4 separate regions of the Homo sapiens genome follow, and all the other regions are linked to region 3. A link is a contact called in ENCODE Hi-C or POLR2A ChIA-PET data. All regions are on one chromosome and are shown on one strand. The core of a region is the stretch at or near the end of the contact, and the rest is flanking DNA. Distances in the headings are between cores, read along the strand shown. Region 1 has its middle 15 kb from the start of ZNF831. Region 2 overlaps VAPB (VAMP associated protein B and C). Region 3 holds the start of GNAS (GNAS complex locus). Region 4 overlaps APCDD1L (APC down-regulated 1 like).

Region 1 (6,619 bases), core at 1,713-4,212, 260 kb before region 3:
TTTTAGGTGAATTTATGCCTGTCTTACATTGTAGTGGATTTAGCTTAGCTCTCTGGACTCCTAAGATCTTCAAAAGTGAGCGCTGTACTTTTTTTCTCATTACTAGCTCTTTCTAGCACCTAAGCTGGTACCTGGCAAACAGCAATGACTAATAACTATTATGATTGATCAGGCAACAGACTAGTGAAACCTCCAAGCTGGGGTGTGAGGGAGGTGCTGTCATTACAAATATTACTTAACAGATGAGGAAAGGAGGTTGATAGTGGTGAGGCAGCTCGCCCCAAACCACTCAGCCAGAGACTGGCAAAGACAACCTGTGGCTGAGGCTATATGGCCCCCACACCAGCATGTTCAACCATTCAATCAAGCCCTGCCTTTGGTGTACACCTTCCCCTTGCAGCATCGCTAGACAGAGGGGCTGGGCAGCCACCTCCTATGGGTCTCCCGAAGGTTCAGCGTTCCCTCGTGGAGAACATCTCCAATACATGGGGCTCAGCCGGCACCAGTATTTGAGGCAAACCTACTAACTCTAAGAGCGCAAATACAAAACAATCTTAGCTAAAACTACTACAAATCTCCATAAAGGACTTTTCAAAACAGTGCTCTCTTCAGAAAGTCCACGCCCAGGAGCTGGTGTTGAAAGCCATCCCTCATTCACCTGGCAGCGATTCACCTGACCGGCCTGCAGAACTCAGGTGGAATCTTGGCTCGGTATCTCACCAGTTGTGGCCAAGTTATTTTACCTTTCTAAGCCTCGAGGTTTTCATCTGTCAAGTCAGGGCAACAAGAGCCCCAGGCACATGGGAGAATTAAGCACAAGATGCTAGCACAGGGTCGGGTGTATCATAAACACCTGGTCAACGCTCACAGTAGCATCACTGTGGTTAGGATTATTCTCCTCAAAGGTCTGCAGTCCTGTGGCATCTCAGCAGGAGGGTGCCCAGGGAAAGGGCCATTTCCTTCTGTCCAGAGATGGGTGCTGGAGCCTCAGGAAGGGTTATCCCAGGAGACAGAAGCCATGTGGCTTGCTGGGAATACACAGATCAGGGTGGCAGGTCATGCACACATCAACACACCCCCTCCAGCCTTAGGCATCCACCTCCATGCTAGCCCCCTCGCATCTTCATCCACACCAGGAAAGTAAGTGTGTGCATGTGTCCCAGCCCACATGTACCGGGAACATGGGCCTCTCCAGAGACCCAGCCGCTATCAGCCCGGTACCCCTGCACTATCGGAAACCCATGGACGGCTGGAGGCTGTGCTCATGGGTCTCCCATCTGGGCAGGCGGGCCAAGTGTATTTGTATATAATTTGCATGGTTGACACAGCCGTTCCCATCTCTGCAAGGAGAACTTCCAAGCTAACCTGTTATTACTGCTCCTCTGAAGCTGGCACGGCCCGCCCGCCCACAGCCAGCGAGTACTATGCAGAGAGACAGGCCAGGAGCTGACTGAGCGTTCGGGTGCGCCACACCAACCTCCCTGAGCCTCTGTTTCTCTCCTGGACAACAAATCACTACACACCTCCGTTGGGCAGACTCAAGGAGAGCTCCTTGCCCACAAAATGACAGCGTGTGCTGGCGCGGAGTACTGGCCACAGCATAGTGGGCTGTTTGTTATTCTCAGAAGGTCAGGAATTAATCTGGATGGAGAAGTTTGCCTCAACGTTCCTCCCAGATGATGGTTCTGAGTCTCATACGGTGGGTCCCCTATGCTATGGTTACTATTCATAGATGATCTATAAAAATACAGGATTGCCTACTTAAATTTGAATTTCGAAGAAATAATAAATATTTTAGTTTAAGTATATCCTGTGCAGGCTTTGGGACACGCTTATACTAACAAAGTATTCATTGTTCACCTGAAATTCCCATTTTAACTGGGCATCCTGTATTTTATCTGACAACCCTACCTGTGACCCGAGGTCCACTGGTTTCCATTACGACTTATATCCTGTTTTCTCACAGTTTTTACCTAAACTCAAAGGAACACGGTCTCTGTTTCCTAAATGTGCAGCTTCCCAATCTAGGATAGGGAGGGCAGAGGTTGCATGTGAGGAAAATTGAGACTTGCTGAGAGGAGAGAGGGAGGGAAGGAGAGAGAGAGAACATGTGTTTCCTAATTGAGGTAAAAATCTAAAATCTGTTCCTCTTTGGTTTCTGTGAGGAGCCTGGTGGTTACCATTGTGAACGTGAGGCCACGTTTCCTGTGGCAAAGGGTATGTGTGTTTTTATCAACAGAGCCCGTTTCTAGGGCTCCTCTCAGGATGTGAGGCCCGTAGCAGGTCACAGAGGAAAAGGCGGGCCATGGCGGGGCAAAGGGGGCTGGCGCTGGCGTTGGATGGGGGTCCAGCCATTGAGGCTCCCTGGAGAGCCTTAGCCCTGTGTGGGACGACAGCCCCCCTCAGGGCCTCGGCTCAGATTTCCCTGTGCACACCGGCCAGCTGGAACATTCCACAGAAAAAGGCAGTGGAGACTGGGCCTTGCCGGATTCCCTGGGGCCCTCAGGGCAAGTTCCAGCCCCGCCATCCACACAGTGTCAACATCACAGGGACAAGGCTCAGGCATGAAACATGTGTTGGGGGCCCTGTGGATGGTGTCTGCTCTCCATACAGGGGCTCTGCAGCCTCTCTCTCCGACAGGCCAAGCCCAGGCTTTTGGCGCTCACTCAGGAGGGAACCCTTTTCCTTCACGATTTTTTTTGGAGGAGGGAGATCTTATTTTATAGTAAGATCAATAGATATATTATGGAGTATAAGGTTAAAGTTTTATATCTTTAAGATACAATGCAAAAAGTAAAATGAAATGTATAAGACTCCGTTTCTTCCTCCATAAAATGGTATTGGGGAAGGCGCCAACCACATGGGGCCATTACAGAGATTAGACAAAGAGACATAAGCAAAGCCCTTCTTTGGCACAGCCCCAGGCCACAGTCACATCTTCTTTAATTGGAAGTTTGCCATTGAGACTGGGCCCAAGGATTAACATCCCTTCATCTCGTCTGGCTTATCAGACCTCCACACACAGAAAGAAATTGCAAAGCAGCAAAGGGAGTCTAGGTTTTGAGCACCAGAGGAAGCTGGTTAATCTTCAGTTGATTTTCTGATGGCACCTCTGGTCTGATCTCAAACAGAGGATGGGGTCTGAGAGCCCTTACCTTGTCTGACCCATCAAGATGGGCACCCATCCTATTCATCTGTGGCCACAGACACGGCCAGCCTGGAAGGGATGGAGACCCTCGTTACCAATGGAGACACCATCCCCTGGCTCTGCCCCTCACAGCCTCTGGCCAGGGCTGAACTCGAGTGCCCGCAGCCCAGAACGCTGCAACTGCACCTGCTCTCCAAGGCACAAGATGCTCTGGGGAAGGATGTGGTAAGCTGTGTCCAAGGTGCAGGGGTGTTGTGGTCAGGAGGGCAGAACTCACACCAGGTATGTGGGTCTGAGGTAGGAGGCTGCAGGACCTCTGAATCTCCTGGCTGGGTGACAGGATGGAATTGAGCCTCAAGACATGAGACCCAGAGTCAGCACCCTGCTTGCTCTCACGCTCTGTTCTTTTTTTTTTTTTTTTTTTTTTTTTTTTTTTTTTTTTTTTTTTTTGAGACGGAGTTTCGCTCTGTCGCCCAGGCTGGAGTGCAGTGGCGCGATCTCGACTCACTGCAAGCTCCACCTCCCGGGTTCACGCCATTCTCCTGCCTCAGCCTCCCGTGTAGCTGGGACTACAGGCGCGCGCCACCATGCCCGGCTAATTTTTGTATTTTTAGTAGAGACGGGGTTTCACCGTGTTAGCCAGGATGGTCTCGATCTCCTGACCTCGTGATCTGCCCGTCTCGGCCTCCCAAAGTGCTGGGATTACAGGCGTGAGCCACCGCGCCCGGCCGCTCTGTTCTAACCCATCTTCAGAACATCAGAAATGTAGCAGTGGTGATGCTTCCCAAGGACTGAACAGGGACTTTGCCACTGGTCCTCAGAGCTCATGTGCACCCCTTGGATATCCCCCCTCAACAGAGAGGCCAGCCCCATTCCATCATGGAAACCCTCCCAGCCTACTCTGATGAGATTGTCCGTGTCCCTGTCTTGGATGGGCCGACCACAAATGACTTAGGAACTAAACGAAGACTATGCATTGGCCTTGACCAACGGCACTTAACAATTAGCGTCAATGGCCCCATCAGGCTCTAGGTTAGTAGGAGAACATTCTCAAGCATTTCAGAGAGTATAAGGGACGTCTCTTCTAATTAGGGTCCATGATGTAGTCATACTTTCTTATTGATCTAATAATTGGTGCAAATGTACAAAAACAGCTGTCCCAACAGTGTGCTGCCACGTGGCCTTGGGTTTTTCATTCTGGCCTGTAATCCCCCCTTTTACCACCTCAGAAAGCAAGGCTTCATGCGTACAATCATGCCTGCATTTCAGCTGCTCTTCAGATTTACAGCCTCGCCTCTGAAATATGAACAGGTTTTTTGGAGATAATTAGTCTCACACACAACTTCAGCCAACATCTGATCAACCCCAGTCATATCATTAGTTCTTGCTAACATATTACACTTTGCCTAAACTATATTGGAAGATGTTCTCCAGTTATGATATCTGATTAGTCAAAATCAGCCTTGTTTGGAGATGAGGGGGGCCTCATTCTTCCTTGTGGTAGGAGAGCTGCCCTCAAAGCCTTTTCTTTAAATTCTAAGCCATGATCCAACATCTTTGCCTTTTCCCAATTTCAGCTTGTACAGCCTTTCCTTTTAAAAAACAAAGTATAACAATTGCAATTCTCCCTTGGCCACTGGCCAGACATCCAAGGGCCAGAGTGAGGAGATTAACGGATACACCCAGAGGGGACAAGGTCAGAGAGCAGAACATTCTGGACACATGTTTGTGTCAGAGACCAGACCCCAAAGGACTGGAGAGCTCCCATTAAGAAGGGCTGGTACCTCCAGCTAGAGTGACACGCGAGGGCCCTTCAGAGCCTGTGCATGGAACATGCCTGTGACATTAATTAATGCCAGGCAAAATGTAACAGCAGATCTTGGAAACTAAAAATAGATCTTTACTAACTGATTCATCCCCTGACTGCACAGAATTTGGAGCTTTTTGTCTGCTTCTCTTCTACATGTACATTACATTACGGCCTCTTTTCCCCCTTTTCTCCATCTTTGTTGTTCTTCCTTTTTCCTCTCCTTCTTGGTGAAAGGTCTAAACCTTCCAGAAGCGATGTCCCCACTCAGCTCCCCTCCGACCCAGAGACATGCTCGATAAGCAAGGAGATTACTCCTTCTCCTGCTCCCATGGTTGTCAGCCATGTAATCTGCACTTAGTATTTTCCATGCCGAGGTCCCTGCCTGTTGCATTCCACACAGAACTCTGCAGCTTCATTTCCTATTAGAGTCCCTTCTATTTTAGACTTTGTTGATTTCTACTAGGAAGGAAGCCTATTTTAAAAAAATTAGCTGGACAGCTGGGTCTGATTGCTTTTGGTTACTGGGCTTGGGGCCACCAGGGAAACAGGCTTCCCAAAGCCCCTTGGATGGAGGACCATTTCATAGGGCCCCAAAAGTGTGAGTCACTACTCACTCTAGAGAGGAAGGGCCAGCAGCCCCGGTTGGAAATCAACAGGTCAAGTCAAAGGCAGGACGGCACCTTCATCCACATCTGAGGTTTACAAGGCTGTGCTGAAAGGTGAGGAGGAGGGGCTAGAAGCCCCTTGGTTCAAGAGATCTCAAGGGGACCTGAGTGGGGCTCGTGTCAGAGATAACTGCGTGTGCTTGGAAGGAATCATCCATCATGCTTGCCTGATAGAATCACTCGGGAGGCAACAGACCAGGCTCAATGATTAAGATCCCTTCATCTGGCCTTGCATCCCAGAACTCCAGGTGCACAAAGAAATCACAAAGTCCTCTCTCACCTTTAAGTGCTCAGTCCACAGGCAGGTGGGGGCTGCCGCTCTCTCCCGAAAACCGGTGGCTCCGATGAGGCAGGAGCATTCTCCCTGCTCGTCCCATCTCTGCCTCTGCTTCTCTTTATGCCTTCTCTAGAGAAAAACCGACTGCTGGAAATTTAAAAAAAGAAAAATTGTGTGTGTGGAGGGTGGTGGGTGTCGGGGTTGCTGGGGCGGCGGGGGTGGCAGAGGGACACCGGGGGTAGGTGTGCAGCCTGCCCTGGTGTGGGCTCGGGTTTAATGGCCGACGCTGGTGATATGGTTTGCCTGCTGAAGCTCAGTGCCACGGCAGCTCTGTGTGTGGGCGGCGGCAGCTACACGGCTGGGTTTCAAACCATTACACTGAACATTTGCAAACAGATAAAAAAACAAAACCATCCGGTACAAATGGAAACTTCTGTTCTCCTTTCTCTTCCTGCACTCTTTCCCCTTGCACCTCTCCTCTTCAGTTGAGGAGGAGGAGGGTGAGGGTGGGCATTTCTCTGTCTGGGCTCCCTTGGTCCCCTCTTTTCCGACCATACCACTCCCACGGCCACTCACATGGACAGGGAAATCAGGTCTTCCAGACCAACTCCCCCAGCTTTGGGAATGTCCAGTCATGTGAGAAGGATTTTCTCTCCTCCAGGGTCTTGCTCAGAATCCAGCCACTGAGAGCCACCAAACCAAAAGAGGGTGTGGGCTTC
Region 2 (7,190 bases), core at 998-3,497, 480 kb after region 3:
TTGATAAAATTTAAGGGAGGAAAGAACACAAGGAGCATAGAGCAGTTTTAGGACAGTAAAACTGAAACTACTCTGATATTATAATGGTGGATACATGTCATTATACATTTGTAAAAACTCACAGAATGTACAACACTAGAAATGAATACTAACGCAGACTACGGACTCTGGCTAACAATGACATGTCAATGTAGGTTCACCAATGGTAACCAATGTACCTCTCAGTGTAGGATGTTGGCAGTGGAGGGGGTTATGATGCATGTGTGGGGTAGGAGTTACAAGAGAACTCTGTGCATACTTTCTGCTCAGTTTTTGTGTGAACCTAAAACTGTTCTAAACTATATTTTTTTTAAAAAAAGGAAGGGGAAAAAGCATTTGGTCTTTTATATTAATTCACTTTCGGTAGTATCCCCCTTAACATTTCTAATATTAAATATTATTGAGATTTTGAAAATATCTATCTGTATTGTGTGTGTGTGTGTGTGTGTGTGTGTGTGTATATGAATAAAGATTCTTTGTTGTGCAAAGTGATTGCTCCTCTTCCTTTTCTAGAGTTCATGAAATTCTGGTTTCACAAATACATATCCTTCCTTTGTTATTTATCTTCTGATGTAGCTACAATACTTTGAAACTCAACCTATATATGTTACCAAATAAGTTGTATACCAATTTGATATATAATCTATCAGGTCTCAGCTTTCCAGATACAAGTTTAAAGTTATTAGCTTCACAACAGTTTTTTCCACTCTGCATAAAAAAAGCTATATTATTTTATACTCTTGCAAACACAAATTAGGTACAGTATCTCTCCTTTTCACAGCCTCTCCAAAAAACAAATTACCATATTTCACTTCAACTCTAAAAAGATTACCTTCTGGGAAGGTAATAATCTGTCTCCAGAAGCCTATGACTTTTGATGGATTTTGTTAAGACAATAAAAGTGTGCTTGAGGTTTCAATACAGTAGACTCTCTATGTGGGAAAAATACACTAAAATGGAGGGACACGGACATTCTAAAGCAAAATCTGTTGGATATCTTATTAATATTTTTAAATTTTACCCTTTGACAGTCTATTTACATTAAAAAGTATCCTATTGCTTTCTGCGTTCTATACCCATCTGCAGTGCACCAATCCCCACATTATTTCTTTTCTTGTTTATGTAAATCTTCCCCTTCTAGAATGGAAACTCCATCAACACAGACTTTTTTGTCCCTCTTGTTCATTACTGATCATCAGCACCTAGAGCACTTGCAGGCATAGAACAGATGCTCAATAATATATTTGCTGAATGAACAAATAGCCATGCCATGCTTCCATCTACTTCACACAATGGCTGTATTCTTCCTCTATGCACCCTCTGTAAGCACATCCAGGCTCTGGGTGAATAAATACTGAGACTACTGCTGCTCCTGTTCCAGCATTACACCCTTTTCATCTTCTGCATAGGACATATTTTGTTTGTTCCTTTCCTGTTTCCACATGGAGTGGGGGGCGGGGTGGGGGGGGGGGGTGTCTGTCCTATTCATCACCAGATCCTCCAAACTAGAACAGTGCCACAAACATAGTAAAAATGTATGCTGCATGAATACGAGACTTCCTCAGAGGTCATTGTACTCTGATTCTGCTGCATTTCCTGTAAACAGACACCTACTTCAAAACCCGGATCTGAAATCACTCTAAATTTGTGCTGCTTATATACAGGTTGAAGGTATTAAAAATGCTCACTGTGTCAATAATGCTTTCATCATAATTATTCTATGGTGTTTTTTTTTAAAGTTGCCCCCTCCCTAAAAAATGAAAGATACCATACTAACAGATATTCGAAGAGAGTGAGCTGTTAAATAACCATGAACTCAAGAATAAGGACACTGGAGAAGTTTTCTTAAAAATCTATTTTCTTGATCGAATTGTTAGCTCACACATTAAATCAATGCTTTAGAAACAAAAATAAAGCTTTAAAGCTTTGCAACCAATGTGTTTAAATGGCAGACATTATATTCCAATATTCCAGCAGAAAGCCTGATTGTATAGCTCTTATTTTGAAATAACCACATAAAAACAACCCTACCCATAGACACATAACTTTCCTGAAGAACTCTTAGAATGCAGTGTTTTAAATTAATAAAGTATTCTCCTGGTATCCTCGGGAGCCAGCCAGCTACTGAGAAACATCACACCTGTTATTGCAGCAAGAGAAATCAACACCAAGAACTCTCACTGATGATGCCATCAAAGGCACACCAGAAGCCAACTTGATTGAAATAGACTATACCAGACTTGCAGGGTGCTTACTCAATTCACTAGTTTCCTAGGTCTTTCAGAGCAGAAAGAAACAAAACTCAGCCTGCCACCACCTCCATGGGTGGGAAAACTAAACTGGAAGACATGCTACTGTATTTTAAGAATTCCTAAGATCAAACTCAGGAAAGCTACCTGAAAAAAAATACAAAGTTAGTAAGGAACAGCCTGGAAAACTAAGATATTTGCAGTTTATATAACAGATGAATGGCCAGAATTGAAAATATATAAAGAATTCTCTTACTTACAATAAAAATTCTAAAATCTCATGAAGGAATACTATACAACTCTTTAAAAGAATGAACTAGATCTGTATTTCAACAGTTGATAGGTCTCAAAAACATGTTAAGTCATCCATACACCATGACACTACATTAAGTGATCTAGAAAAAAACGGAAATAGTTCACATTAAATTCCTCCGGGGAGTTAAAAAAAAAACAAAAAAAAAAGGAGGGCGTATGAATCAGCAGATATGGAGTACAGACATGCCATAAATTATTAGTGAAGTTTTACTTGTTTTATTAAAGAAAGATTTAAAACGAGTCTTCTAACAAATTATTAACATTTAGTTACTCCATACTGGGGTATTTATATTATCTGTATTTTTCTGTACTTAAAAATTTTTTCATATACAGAAAGCTACCTGTAGTTTATGTGAGATCCAAACAAGGTTCTTTTGAAATAATTTTCTACTTGTTCAGACTTGTAAAGTTGTTGAAAACTGATAAACCAGCCTTGATAGTCATGCTTGTATAATTTATAAAAATCAAGGTTATCACTCAAAACATGTTTAAAGTTGCAGTGGTCTCATTAACTCAAGACAAAGACCCATGTGTACAATTCTGACAAAAGCTTCTGTATGAACTTCAAATACTAGAAACCATCTAAAGATAAATACTGTCACTACTTTCCTTTAATACACTAGATTTTTTTTCGTAATAGAAAAATGGCTAAAAGGAGTATATAAGAGCTGAGGCTTCATACATTCTATCTATATCCAGCACTAATATTATCGTGCAGTAGAAGATTATTCACAGATGAATTTTACATCAGTTCTAAAAGGATCTTAGACGATTTAATAAACTGAATTTTTTCAATGCATTCTTTATCCCATTGACTAACGAACATCTAGTAATTATTCTCTACTTGAAAGACCAAAATTTCTGATTACAGTAATCACAAAAATAAACAAAAAGATAAGCAATATTCTACTGCAAATAAAATTCTATCTAAATAGAAGAGTGACAAAACATGATTCACATTTTACACAAAGCAGGATGAGTCAAGACAGATAATATGCTCAAGTTAGGGGTATGAGTGATAAAATAGCATGGGGTCCCAATTTCTCATGGTTGTAGTTGTTTTAACAGTTCAAGTGCAAAAAGTCATTAACAACAGAAGTAAAACTTCTCCAAAGTGTTCCATCTTTAGTGGAGATGACAGCATGTGAAAAAGCCTCCATACGAAAATCAACACATCCAATTCACACCAGATACAGAACAGGGGAGAAGAACAAGTTTAGCATTCTGCACCTTGATGATCCAACTGGAATTTTCAATCTGTGAACGATGAGAAACAGTAGAACGTGGTTTATCAGTTAGTGTGTAATCTGTTCTGGTTCCTTTTCAATAAAGAACCTAAGTGGCTATACCAGTGATAAGAGATTATCAACCAGGTCAGCAGCTTCTTAAACTCAAGAAGAGGCCAGGGGAAAGGCTGTGAGACTTGGATGAAAAATATTTTCTATTTTTCCCTTACTCTGCCTTTGGAAATTATGCTCATTCTTCAAAGTTTTGCTCAAACGTCTTCTCTTTTGGAAAGGTTTACCAAATCTCTTTAATCAGAAGAAATTACTCCTTACTGTTCTATGTCACAACAATAAGCTGACTGCCAAATTTATATCTGCAGCCTGGCCCTCTCCCCTGAGCTCCAGACTCAACTACCTATTTAACATCTCTCGTTGCAAGTGTACTGAGCATCTCAAGTTTCTCATGTCCAAACGGCACTCTTGAGTCCCACTCTCCTCCCTCAAACTCAATGCTTCTCATCTCAGTAAAGAAACCACCACTCACCCAACTGCTTAGGCCAAAAGCAGTCTCTCTTCCTCTACATTTAATCTACATTCCTCTATATTCCTCTACATTTAATCTAGAAACCCTGTCTCCACTAAAGATACAAAAATTACTTAGGCGTGGTGGCACATGCCTGTAGTCCCAGCTACTTGGGAAGCTGAGGCAGGAGAATTGCTTGAACTGGGAGGGGGAGGTTACAGTGAGCCGAGTGAGATCGCACCACTGCACTCCAGCCTGGGCAACAGAGCCAGTCTCCGTCTCAAAAAAAAAAAAAAAAAAAAAAAAAAGGCTCCTGGCCAGGCGTGATGGCTCACACCTGTAATCCTAGCATTTTGGGAGGCCTGAGCTCAGGAGTTTAGGAGTTCAAGACCAGCCTGGGCAACATGGTGAAACCCTGTCTACTAAAAATAAAAAAATTAGCTGGGCATAATCCCAGCTACTCAGGAGGCTGAGGCAAGAGAATTGCTTGAACCCGGGAGACAGAGGTTGCAGTGAACCGAGATCGCGCCACTACACTCCAGCCTGGGCGACAGAGCAAGACTCTGTCTCCAAAAATAAAAATAAAAATAAAAATAAACTCCTGCTCAGATTCCTCTGTGGCTTCCCATCTCACAACAAAATCCAAAGTCCCTCCTGTGGCCTGCCTACCGGCAAGGCTCCTGCCCTCTTCTTTGAGCTCATCTCCCCGCAGGCCCCTCCACCACTCTAGCACAGGCATACCTTGCTGCTCCTTGAACACACCAAGCTCATCATCACCTTGCACCTGCCCTTCCATCTGTCTGTAATGCTCTTCCCAAATGTCTCCACAGTTCATACACTCATTTTATATAGGTCTCAGTTCAAATATCACCTCCTCAGGTAAATGACCTTCCCTAATCACCCTACTTAAATGACCTTCCCTAATTACCCTACTTAAAATTGAATCCATTCCCAAATCCCTTTATCTTGCATTGTTTTTAGTTGTTTTTTTCCCATTTATCACCTACTGCCTGACACCACATCATATATATTTTCTGTTTTTATTTAATGTACACCTTCTCCACTAGAAGATGAGCTCCACAAGGTAAAAGTTTTCTCATCTCGGCCTCTCAGCAATGCTTGGCACACTACAGGTACTCAATAAGTAACCCATGAAGAGAATGGTTCAGGTGCTGTGCTAGGCTCTCAAGCTAGAGAGAGAAACAGGGCACTGCAGCTCCCACCCAGAATACACAGAACAATCTTGGGGCCCATCCAGAATTAATGAATCAGAATCTCTAGGACTGAGACTCCATAATGATTTTTTCTTTTTAAAAAAATATCAAATGTGACGTTAGCTCATATTTAACAGTACCAATCTATTCTAAGCACTTTACATGTGTTAATTTGTATACTCCTAACATACCCCAGAGGGAGAAATTTGAGGCACAGAGAGGTTAAATGCATCACTGAAGGACACATGACTTTCAGATGGCAAATCTAGGGTTCACACTCTTAACTCCTGGGCAGTATACTACCTCTAACTGCATCGAACACTGTATGAAAGGTAATCTATAAAGCATCCTATCAAAAGGGGAGGGTGAGGAGCACAGGGAACTGATCACTGAGGCAAGCCCTGGAGTCTGAAAAGCAGATAACGCAAAGTACACTTTGAGCTGTAGGGAACTTGGGTGAAAGTACAGTGTGATAACGCTATAAGGGGCTTCTGGGGGCATCAAATGGCTGAAGAGGAAGGGGTACGAGAGGGGTGAAAGAAGCTGAGGCTGGAAAGATGCGGTGTGGCCTGACTCTGAAGAGTTTTGCTGCTGGCCTAAGAATTTGGGCCACGAACCTATCCGTAAGATCTAGAGAGCCAATGAATGTTTTTAAACCAAGAAATGATATCAAATTTCAATTTTTAGAAAAATATCTCTGGAAACTGTATAAAGTATAGTCCAAAGGGTGAGAGAAGCAGGCAGAAAAAATAGAGACAGAAAGTTGAGTCACGGTGCTACTACAATAGTCTGGAAGGGAAAGGACCTATACTTAGGATACGATAGAATACTAAGAAGCAAAAGGGCATAGGAGATGCTGCTGATTTAAATGGACTGAGTAGATGTGAAAGGTTACGGAAAATGGGGAGTGAAAGACAAGTTTAGGATTTCCAGCTTGCCAACTTGGTGCAAGGGCCATTCCCAAGATCCAGAAGCCACAGTCAGTGGGGATGAGAAGGTAAACGGTAAATACAGTGTGGAACATGCTGAGTTTGAGGTGTTCTCATGACAACCAGATAGACAGGGATGTCCAGCAGGCTGACAGATCAAAAGATTTGCTTGGAGATAGAGATTTGGAAGTTTTCTGTGCAGAAGTGGAAGATGAAGGCATTATTAATGAGACAACATACAGAGAATTGTTAAATTGAGAAGACTGAAGCCAGAACCTGAGAAACCTCAACATCCAGTAAAAGAGATGATAAAGAGGTGGACAGTTCATCAGAAAAGTCAAAGACAAGTATCACAGAGAGAAACCTGGGGGAACTAAGAAGGGTTTGAGTGAAGGGGTGAGGTCTGATGAAAGAAGAGTAAAGATACCAGAAACTGAGATTCACCGCTTCCCCAAAATTAGCTGTGATAGAAGACTGGGCATTTGCTTAAGCGGGGAAGATCTAGAAAACAAGATTTCTTTTTAGGAAGGGGCAACTTAAGCATGTTTGTAGGCACAAGGAAGGAATCAAGTACAAGAGAAAAGTGAGACAGCAGTAATAGGCTAACGATGCAAAATACTGTTAAGTGATGGGAAAGGAATGGGGTAAAAGAACACACACCTAAGAGGTAGTCCTGACTCTCTGAAATAGAAGAG
Region 3 (2,614 bases), core at 1-2,500:
CCGGGACACGTCTGCTCCGCGCACACACAGTCAGTCGGTCCTGCCCGAAACGCACCAAGTCGCGCCCAGCGGCAACCGCCCTCCCTCCTCCCCTCGCCGCCCCCCTCCCGACTCCGGCGCCACGACTCCCTTGCGCCCCCTCCCCCCCACTGCACCACCTTTACCGCTCCGATCCTTTCCGAGGGGCTGATGTCACCAGCCCCCCCACTCTCCTCGGCCACTTCTCCCCGCCAAAGCCTCCCTTTGGCGAGGCCCCCTCCGCCACCACGGCGCCCCCCAGCGTCACCCCCTCCTCTCCTCGCCCCTTTCTTCCCCTCTTTCCCTCTCCCAACAAATCTCACACCCCACGGAGGCGGGTCCCCCTCCCTCTACCCGCCACCCGGTTTCCTGTCCCCGAAACCCTCTTTTTGTCGCAGTCTCCGGAGCCCCATGGGCTCCCCCTCCCCCTCCCCAACACGCACCCAAACCCCTGGCGTCGTGTAGGCCTCGCGGAAAAAGAGAGAAAGAGAGAAAGAGGGGGAGAGCGAGAGCGAGAGCAAGAGAGAGACACTGAGCGGGCAGGCCGGGGGAGGGGGACCCGCGCCCGCGTCGCCACGGCCCCCCGCCCCGTTTTTGAGCCCCCGCCCGGCCGAATCCGCGCCCCTGGGTCCCCCTTCCGGCCTCGCCCCCCACAGACAGAGCCCGCGAACGGGCGGGGGGCTCGGGAGCGCGCGCCCGGGGCGGGGGGCGGGCTCGGCGCGCGCGGCCTGCGGGGCGCCCTTCGAGGGCCCCCGGGCCGGGGCCGGCGCCCCCCGCCCGCCCTTACCCAGCAGCAGCAGGCGGTGCGTGGCCCGGTAGACCTGCTTGTCCTTCTGCAGCTGCTTCTCGATCTTTTTGTTGGCCTCACGCTGCGCCTTCTCCTCGTTGCGCTGGTCCTCGGTCTTACTGTTCCCGAGGCAGCCCATGGCGGCGGCGGCGGCGGCGGGGCGCGGCCGGGCTGCGGCGGCGGCGGGCGCGGGCGGCCTCACGCGGGCCGGGAGGGCCGGGGCAGCGCCGGGCGGGCGGGCCGGGCGCGGGCTCGGCTCCTCGGCAAGGAGCGCGCGGGGCGGACTGCGGGCCGCGGGCCGCGGGGCGCGCGGACGGGCGGGAAGGGGAGGGTGTCGGTCGGACCGAGGGGCGCGCGCAGCTCCCCGCCCCTCGAGCCGAGGCCGAGGGGGCTGATGGCCGCCGCCGGGCCGAGGCGGACCAGAGCAGGAGCTGCGGGAGCTGCTGCCGCCGCTGCCGCCGCCGCCGCTCTTATTGCCTCGGCCGGGCCCCCGCCGCCGCCCCGAGCCAAAAGCGCCGCGGCGGGCGGGGGGAGGCGGGGGGAGGAGGAGGCGGCGGCGGCGAGGGGGGTGGAAGGAGGAGGAGGAGGAGGAGGGCCGAGGAGCGGCCGCGGCGGCGGCGGCGGCTGGGAGGGCGGGAGCCGGCGGAGGGAGGCGGCCCCCCGGGAGCCCGGGGAGGGGGTCCCTCCGCCCGCGCCCGGCCGGGGACGGGACGGGCCGGGGAGACGCCCCCCACCCCCCGGGCTCGGGCAGCAGCCCGGCTGAGCCGAGGGGGGAGAGGGGGCGTCTCCGCGCCAGTGACGACCCCTCGCACGACGCCAACGCTCCACCCCCCGGACCGCGTCGCCCGGCGCCCCCGAGGCCTCCTCCCCCTCCCGCGGGCGCCGCCGAGGGGCTGGGGTGGGCGGAAGGGGAGGGAGCGCGCGCCCGGACTTAGGAAAATTTTCGAAAGAGCGAGAGACACAGAGAGCCAGAGAGCAGGAGTGTGGAAAAAGCGAGGCGAGCACGAACCAAAGGACAGAGCAACCGAAAAGGAAAATGTGTCCACACACACACACGAACACGAATAAAAACCCACACTACACAGCGATGGTGGTGTCTGGTGGCGGTGGCGGGGTGGGGGGTCTGACTAGATGAGCCGCTCCTCGCGCCCCCGGCGCCGGGCGCCATGGCCCGAGCCGAAGGCGCCTCTGGCCCCGGAGCGCCCGCGGCCTCTGCGCTTGGCGCGGCCGCCCAAGTAGGAGAAGAAGGCGCAGCCCAGGAACACTCGGAAGCAGCAGGTCGCCCCGAACACGAAGCCGCAGCCGCGGCCCTGCTCCGTGCGCTTCTGCAGCAGGAAGTTGAGCACCCACGAGGGGCTGCGCACCGAGAAGACCAGGAACACCACGAGGGGCAGGTGGGCGCTCAGCGCGCCAGCCTTGAGCGGCCCGGGCCGCCACACGATGCCCCCAACGCGCGGCGCCGCGTAGTAGGCGTCGTCCTCGTCGCTCGAGTCCGTGTCCCAGTCAGCCCAGGCCCTACTCGTGCCCCCGGCGGCGGCGCCCTCCTCGGCGCCCCCGACGGCGCCCTCCTCGGCGCCCTCGTCGTCGTCGGCGGCGGCCGCGGCGGCGGCGGCCTCGGGGCATCGGGCCTCCTCCTGGGCTTCTGGCACCTTCTTCTTCTTCTTCTTCAGCATCTTCTCCATCTTCTTCCTCTCCTTCTCCTTCTTCTTCTCCTCCTTTCGCCTCTGCTCCAGCAGCTTCTTCTCGAGCTTCTTGCGCTCCTTGTCTGTTAGGAACTTTTCGGGGAGCGCCTCCCGCGCCGGGTTCTTG
Region 4 (6,767 bases), core at 2,180-4,679, 430 kb after region 3:
GAGGAAGATAAAAGAGGGTGGTGTGACAGCCCTGAGGCCCACCTTACATGGGGCATTCGGGAAAGCTCTCTCTGGTGCCCAGCTGAGACCTAAGAGGTAAGAAGGAGCTGGCGGGGAATTCCAGGTGGAAGAGACAGCAGGAGACCCAAGGCCCGGGGGATACAGGGGCTGACCTCCATCAAGGAGGCCATCCTGGCTGAAGCAAGGAGGTCGTCCTGACTGAAGGCAGGGAGTGAGGAGAGAGAGGAGGGAGGGACAGGCCGCACCTCACCCTGCCTTGACACCCCTACAGAGCTGGGGTTCCTTTCCAGGCTGCACCCCAACTTCTCTATGTGGGACAACCACCGTTTTTCTGTTTGTCTTTTGCCAGCACCACGTGCAGCCGTGCCCAGCCTGTGGCCTCATTGCCCGCTCCGATGTGCACCACCCGCCCGTGCTGCCGCCCCCTCTGGCCCTGCCCCTGCACCTGGGCGGCTGGTGGGTCAGCTCGGGGTGCGAGGTGCGCCCAGCAGTCCTGTTCCTCACCCGGCTCTTCACTTTCCACGGGCACAGCCGCTCCTGGGAAGGGTATTACCACCACTTCTCAGACCCAGCCTGCCGGCAGCCCACCTTCACCGTGTATGCCGCCGGCCGCTACACCAGGGGCACGCCATCCACCAGGGTCCGCGGCGGCACCGAGCTGGTGTTTGAGGTCACACGGGCCCATGTGACCCCCATGGACCAGGTCACCACGGCCATGCTCAACTTCTCTGAGCCAAGCAGCTGTGGGGGTGCGGGGGCCTGGTCCATGGGCACTGAGCGGGATGTCACAGCCACCAACGGCTGCCTACCGCTGGGCATCCGGCTCCCGCATGTGGAGTACGAGCTTTTCAAGATGGAACAAGACCCCCTCGGGCAAAGCCTGCTCTTCATCGGACAAAGGCCCACCGATGGCTCAAGTCCCGATACCCCAGAGAAACGTCCCACCTCCTACCAAGCACCCCTGGTGCTCTGTCATGGGGAGGCCCCCGACTTCTCCAGGCCACCGCAGCACAGGCCATCGCTGCAGAAGCACCCCAGCACAGGGGGTCTTCACATAGCCCCCTTCCCACTTCTGCCCCTAGTTCTAGGGCTGGCCTTCCTCCACTGGCTATGACATTGGACTTGACATCAGGATGGCGGCTCTGGACACCCATTCAACCCTTCAGACTCCCTCCTGGCAGCTGTAGGGAAGGAACCATTCTCCTCTGCTCTGTCATGGATGGATGCACAGCCCCACTGCTTCCAAACTCTGCCTGTGTCCCATGTGGCTCAGGACATGAGCTTAACCCCTGCAAAGCCTATACCACATCCCACAGCCCGGGTCCCCAGTCAAGCACTTGGATGCGGCAGTGATGTTCATCGCTACGTGAGTTTCTAAAGATCACTCCCAATTTTTCTACTTTCCTCATCCTTGGCAGCTCGCCAACAGGTGCAGTCAGGGGGCCACACGGAACACCCCCATCCCATGTTCCCCCCAGTTCTTCCCATCCTGACCCTTGGGATTCCAAGATGGGAGCAAGAGGAGATCCTGAGGCTCTGCCTAGGGACGAGGCCTACAGTTCTGCCATGTCTGTAGGTTGTTGTTTAAAGATTATTAATTCGAATTTAGCAATACGATCTCTAAGTGGTGCCATGAATTAAAGATGCCACTTCGGGCTTTCAGTGCTTCTCAGCTTTTGGGCAAAGGGCTTGTGTCTTCAGGGGCAGCTCAGCTTTCCTGAGTCCTGACTGCTGGCATTCGTCTGCATTTGCCTGTGCTTCTGCGAGTCGGACCTCAAGCTGCCAACACTGCATGTGGATAAATCCAGTTTTCCCGGGCCAGCATGCAAAATGAAGAGGACTCCATCTAAGCTGAGAAGCATGGCCTCCCCAGAGCAGCCTGCGGCCTCCAAGCCTTCCTGGCCCAGGCAAATGCCAGTGTGCACCAGGCTGGCTGCTGGGGGCAGGTCTTTGGAGGGGAGCAGCATTTCCAGCCTTCTGAACATAGTTAATAGTAATGACAGCCGTAACACTAACGCGCTCTGCAATTCGCCCTGCCCAGCCATCCTCGGTTGCCAAGATTGCCTGTGCCTGCCTGACAAAGGAAGAGAATCTCCGAATGTGTATCTTTGGGCCCACCCTAGGGAGAGGTCGGGGTCACCAGGCTACATGGCGACATCTAGGCAGCTCCGCCTTGCCCAGCCTCCTTGCCATAATCCTAATATATTGGTGTCCTCTGCTCAGAGGGGACTGTCATCATGGTGGGAACAGGCTGTGCCTCCCCAGGGACTCTGCCCATGTTCCCAGGGCCTCATCTGTACACTGTGAAATTAACTGGCATCCTGGTGGGCCCAAGGGTTTTCAGGACTGGGGGCCAATGACTCACCCCCTCCTTCCTCCTCCTGATCCCTATCTCTAGCTCTTATCACAGATTTTGAACAATTGTCTGTGAGGTTAATGATGGTTTCAGAGGGAAGCCCTTTTCCTCCCTGAGACTGTGTGGGGTTCAGTCAGCCTGCTGAAATTGCTTCCACTTATTACCCATCCTTCCTCTTAAAAAAAAAAAAAGCCCACCAAGTTAGTATTCTCTGTAGCTCTCAGACAGCTACAAGTGTTCCTGGCATATTTACCAAAGTACAAGAAATCATTACATTATTTACGGTCTCAGACTACATCAGGGTTGGGGGAGCTCCTGGTGGGGATGGCAGTGGGTGTCGATGATATGTCCACGGCTGAGCAGGTCTTGTATCCGAAGCTTGAAGTAACCATGCCACCATTTATCATCAAATTTGAACCTTTTAATAAAATTAAACAGCCTGAAAAATGTTCTTGCTGGTTATTAAAGTCAACCAAGGGAATTACAGTTCTAAAGAAAGGAAGTGGAGTGTCTTCCAGAGAATGTGTGAAAGAGAATAAAACCAGTGGAGGTAAACCCCAGCTCTCTCAGTTCTGCTTTCATGCCACTGCCTGTCCTGCTGAAAACCCCCCAGGGGCTTCCACTGCACTCAGAATAAAAGCCCGACTTCTGGCTCGCTGTTGCCTGCAAGGCTCAGCCACGCCTCCACATGCCCCGGCCACACTGGCCTTCTCTCTGTTTCTTGATCACAGGAGCTCTTGCTGCCTTGGGGCCTTTGCACAAGCCCTGATTTCCGCCTAGCCTCTCTTCCCCCAGACCTTCAGAAGTTGAGCACTTTCTTTTCAATCAAGTCTCAGACCAGATGTTGTCTCCTGAAGATGTCACCATTCGCATCCCAAAGAGCAGCCCCATTTCCCTGGTCCTTCTGTCAGTCCACTGCATCACAGTTGTATGTTCTTTGTCATGAAAACTGATCACTGGCGGAAATGACCTTATTTGCCTAGAATGTAAGCTCCAACGAAAAAGACTCGGCTCTGACTCGCTTCCTGCGATCTTTCCGGAAGGGTCCAGTGTGCCTGGTGCATGGTAGAAAGAACTTCAATAAATATGTGACTCAGTAAATGTTGGTTATCCCTGTTAAGCCTCACACTGAGACCCGTGAACGGATCACCTCCATCTACCAGATTCAGCGACCCTCGAGAGGCCCAGCTGAGTCAGTGAGAGGTGTGTGAGTCTCTGCGTCTTGCGCGCGAGGACACTAAGGCACAGAGAGAAGGGGCTGGGCTCCAGAGCCTGAGATCCGGGCCTCTGTATCACAGCCCACGGGCTTGGGGTGTCCTCCTCACTCTTGGAGGGAATAGGATTCCTTGATTTTATTTGGGGAAGGCAATTTAGTGTTGCTTCGTGGGATGCCATCCCTAATGAGAAGGAGTGTGTTGAGCAGGACAGCAGCTTCCTGGATCCCCTCAGTTGGACTTAGTTGCTCTCTGCTCGCTGGGGCTTGTTAGTTTGGGGGCAGGTGATGCTGCTCGGAGCTACGAAGGCTGAAGAAAGGGCAACCATCCCTTTTCTCCCAGGCAGAAGGTCAGGGCTTCCAAGACTCTGGGCTGATAAAGGAAGGGGTCATTTCAGAGGCTGAGGGGCTGAGACTGTCTGGTACAGGGCCAGAGGCCCATGGGCACCAAGCCTTCCTTCCAGCCCTTTGCTCCCGCCCCTTAAGTCTCTGCCCTTCACATAAAACGTGAGAGCGCTCTCATCTACAGACGGGGAGGAAAGCCTAGAGTCCTATTTCCAGATAAAATTAATGTTCTCCATTGCATGTTCAGTCACGTTGAAAGGTGGGGGGTGGGTGGGAAGCCCATGCAGTTGATAATTTCATTGTGCAACTCCCAGGAGAGCAAATGAGCTTTTTTTCTTTAATAAAAAGTTGAAATTGTATACAGCTCTCAGAGGTCCATTAACTAACAGATGCTGGTTATCAAAAGAAGCTCTTTGCCTTTCACTAAGCGCATGCTTTTAATCTCCCAGCGGTGCTACCGGGCTGAACAGCAGTGTGTGGCTTGGTGACGCAGGCCCACCAGCACGTGGCCCTGGTCTGTGCATCCTCTCCTGGGGGCACAGGTGACTCAGACACGAGGGACTGGAGCTTTCTGACGCAGAATGTAGCACTGCATCAGGGCCTGGTCAGGGCTGATTCATACCCATTAGCATCGCAGACCGGAGACAAGCAGGGAAGAGCTGTTCCCACTTCAAGAGGGGACTTGAACAGTAGCGTGCAGCCTCCAGTCCGCTCCTGATGGTTCTGAGACTGAAAGCCTGCTCCTTCTCACACACACAACCCCGCTTAAATGGATGTCAGCATGAGCACAAATGACCTGTCGACATTCCCTAAAACCACCCTTCCAAGCTTCCAGACAGACCCTCCTCCTGCCCACCTGACACCTCTACCTTCCATTTCGGCCACAGTGGCCTCCTTGCTCTCCTGCAGTCCCATGGAACCCAGTCCCTCTCAAGGTCTTGGCTCCAGTTCTCCCTCACCTGGAAGGCTCTGCCCACCTCACCCCTGACCACCCCAAAGATAGCGCCCACCACAGCGCAGTGACTTCATCACAGCATTTGTCAGTGGCCGAAATCTGAAAAAAATCCCGTTTGTTGGTTTTCACCTATTGTTAGCCCCTCTCCTCTAGAATGAGTTCCTTGCCAGCAGGGTCCTTGTCTGTCTTGTTCTCTGTGGATCCCCAGTGTTAGAATGGTGCCGGGCACATAGTAGGAGGTCAATAAATACCAGTTAAAAGAATACATGTTCCAAGACCTGATTGGAGACTCCGAATTCAAGCAGCAAGATGACACCCACACACTATACTGGCCTGGAATTTCGATGTTGCTGACTTTTTTTCTAATCAGATGAGCAGAGCAGAACCCAGGCCTGTGAACTTGAGGACATCTGTTTTCTAGTAGCCAGGATATATCTAGAAAGGCATTGAAGACCACTGCTCTCCCCAAATAGGAGGCCACAGGGCCTGGTAAGAGGTGCCTTGAGACTCCATCTCAAGCTTCTCATCCCCCAAAGGTCAGGGAGACTGGGAGAGCCTCAGCCTCACACAGGTACCCAAGGCTTTCCTTTCTTAGTTTTGGAGCCTCCATCTCCCCCACCCCCGACCCTGCCAGCTTCAGTTTCTTTATCAATAAAATGGGCTGAAACCTGATGGTTCCTGGAGCCAACCAGCCCCAACATCAGTTACGGGAAGACCCAAAATAGTAAGTGATTCAAATGGAATCAATAACGTATTTTGAGAGAAATGGCAAAAAAAAAAAAAAAACAAAAAAAAAAAACGGGTTTGGTGGCTGACGCCTATAATCCCAGCACTTTGGGAGGCTGAGGTGGGTAGATCACGAGGTCAGGAGACCAAGAGTATCCTGGTTAACACGGTGAAACTCCACCTCCTAAAAATGCAAAAAATTAGCCAGGCGTGGTGGCAAGCACCTGTAGTCCCAGCTACTCGGGAGGCTGAGGCAGGAGAATCACTTGAACCCGGGAGGTGGAGGTTGCAGTGAGGCGAGATCATGCCACTGTACTCCAGCCTGGGCAACAGAGCAAGGCTCCGTCTCAAAACAAAACAAAACAAACTCTTAGTGAGGATGGGTCTTTGTCCTGTGATACAGTATGTATTTCCTAGGGGTTATTAATAACCTACTACTCTCACTCCTGCATTTGGCATTGTTTTTAATCCCTCAGGAGAAAAAAAATTACCAAAACTTAGGTGGTCACTACTTCTGGTGAAATCAACTGCCTGTTTAGTAAAAAGAAGACCCACAGACATTTGCTGAGCATCCATCATGTGCCAGGTGCTATGCTGGGTGCCTTGGAAGGAAGGCCTTCCCAACTTCCAGCCAAGATGGGGCAGGCAGACACATGCCTTTAGCTCCACTTCCTTCTGAAGTCCCAACAAATTATGGGAAAGAATTAAAGGGCACAAGGTCACAGGAATAAACAGAAAAGGAAATAAGAACATAGCCAACAGGAGATGTCAGCAAAATTCTGGAATCTGGAAAGCTGATGGGTAATTTATCACTGATGGGAGATTACAGAAGGTGGAAAGCAGGTTGGTCAAAGGGCACAGCTCCGAAGCAAGTCCACTTGTGCCATGAATCCCCCTAAGGCTTAGGAAATGGTGGCCCTAGGCATGGCAGAGGCCAACAGAACAGTAGGGCTAAAAACAGGAGGAATCTTTGAAATGTTTTACAAGTCTGTAAAAGGAATTCTACTCCTAGATCCCATCCCTAACCAATTTAAGAAACCAAAAGTTTAACCCGAAAATCTTTGGACTTAGGGACAGCCCAGGGCAGAGTATCATGCTAAAAATTTAGATACAGGTTAAGTATCCCCAGTATGAAAATTCAAGATCCAAAA

The links. Hi-C counts contacts between places; a loop is a spot of excess contacts on that map. ChIA-PET counts read pairs that join two places held with the same protein, here RNA polymerase II (POLR2A). Pooled maps may share reads with other maps.
Region 1: a map of aorta shows a loop between it and region 3 (2.3-fold over the local background). The contact joins the enhancer-like site here to the promoter of GNAS in region 3. A Hi-C loop is called at or near these places in 1 of 168 maps with a recorded cell type or tissue (aorta) and 7 of 50 pooled maps. POLR2A ChIA-PET finds 5 or more read pairs at or near these places in 3 of 52 experiments (A549, CD4-positive, alpha-beta T cell and activated CD8-positive, alpha-beta T cell).
Region 2: a map of gastrocnemius medialis shows a loop between it and region 3 (3-fold over the local background). The contact joins the enhancer-like site here to the promoter of GNAS in region 3. A Hi-C loop is called at or near these places in 1 of 168 maps with a recorded cell type or tissue (gastrocnemius medialis), 3 of 37 single-sample maps with no recorded cell type and 4 of 50 pooled maps. POLR2A ChIA-PET finds 5 or more read pairs at or near these places in 3 of 52 experiments (Caco-2, GM12878 and activated CD8-positive, alpha-beta T cell).
Region 4: a pooled map shows a loop between it and region 3 (5-fold over the local background). The contact joins the enhancer-like site here to the promoter of GNAS in region 3. A Hi-C loop is called at or near these places in 2 of 37 single-sample maps with no recorded cell type and 2 of 50 pooled maps. POLR2A ChIA-PET finds 5 or more read pairs at or near these places in 2 of 52 experiments (GM10248 and HEK293).

Annotation. Positions count from the first base shown.
Region 1 is chr20:59,145,659-59,152,277 of GRCh38, reverse strand. It overlaps a transcript of ZNF831 not described here. Among named protein-coding and RNA genes, the nearest start is that of ZNF831, 15 kb to the left of the region's middle. RefSeq lists a silencer at 2,144-2,366. Within about 2 kb of position 2,962, at least 13 of the 41 ENCODE cell types and tissues checked have a DNase peak (open chromatin) inside an H3K27ac peak, as active enhancers do; they include CD4-positive, alpha-beta T cell, where a contact is called at or near this core.
Region 2 is chr20:58,403,213-58,410,402 of GRCh38, reverse strand. The region is part of intron 1 of VAPB (VAMP associated protein B and C); the gene reads right to left. Among named protein-coding and RNA genes, the nearest start is that of VAPB, 18 kb to the right of the region's middle. Within about 2 kb of position 2,247, at least 11 of the 41 ENCODE cell types and tissues checked have a DNase peak (open chromatin) inside an H3K27ac peak, as active enhancers do; they include GM12878 and gastrocnemius medialis, where a contact is called at or near this core.
Region 3 is chr20:58,890,057-58,892,670 of GRCh38, reverse strand. GNAS (GNAS complex locus) reads right to left here and starts at 1,250. Exons shown (of 13, transcript NM_000516.7): 1 at 806-1,250. The coding sequence starts at 944. RefSeq lists silencers at 93-182, 1,053-1,272, 1,283-1,782, 1,843-1,992.
Region 4 is chr20:58,455,158-58,461,924 of GRCh38, reverse strand. It overlaps APCDD1L (APC down-regulated 1 like), which reads left to right. Exons shown (of 4, transcript NM_153360.3): 4 at 371-2,824. The coding sequence ends at 1,135. Among named protein-coding and RNA genes, the nearest start is that of APCDD1L-DT, 57 kb to the left of the region's middle. RefSeq lists a silencer at 916-1,104 and enhancers at 2,891-3,000, 3,131-3,270. Within about 2 kb of position 3,429, at least 2 of the 41 ENCODE cell types and tissues checked have a DNase peak (open chromatin) inside an H3K27ac peak, as active enhancers do.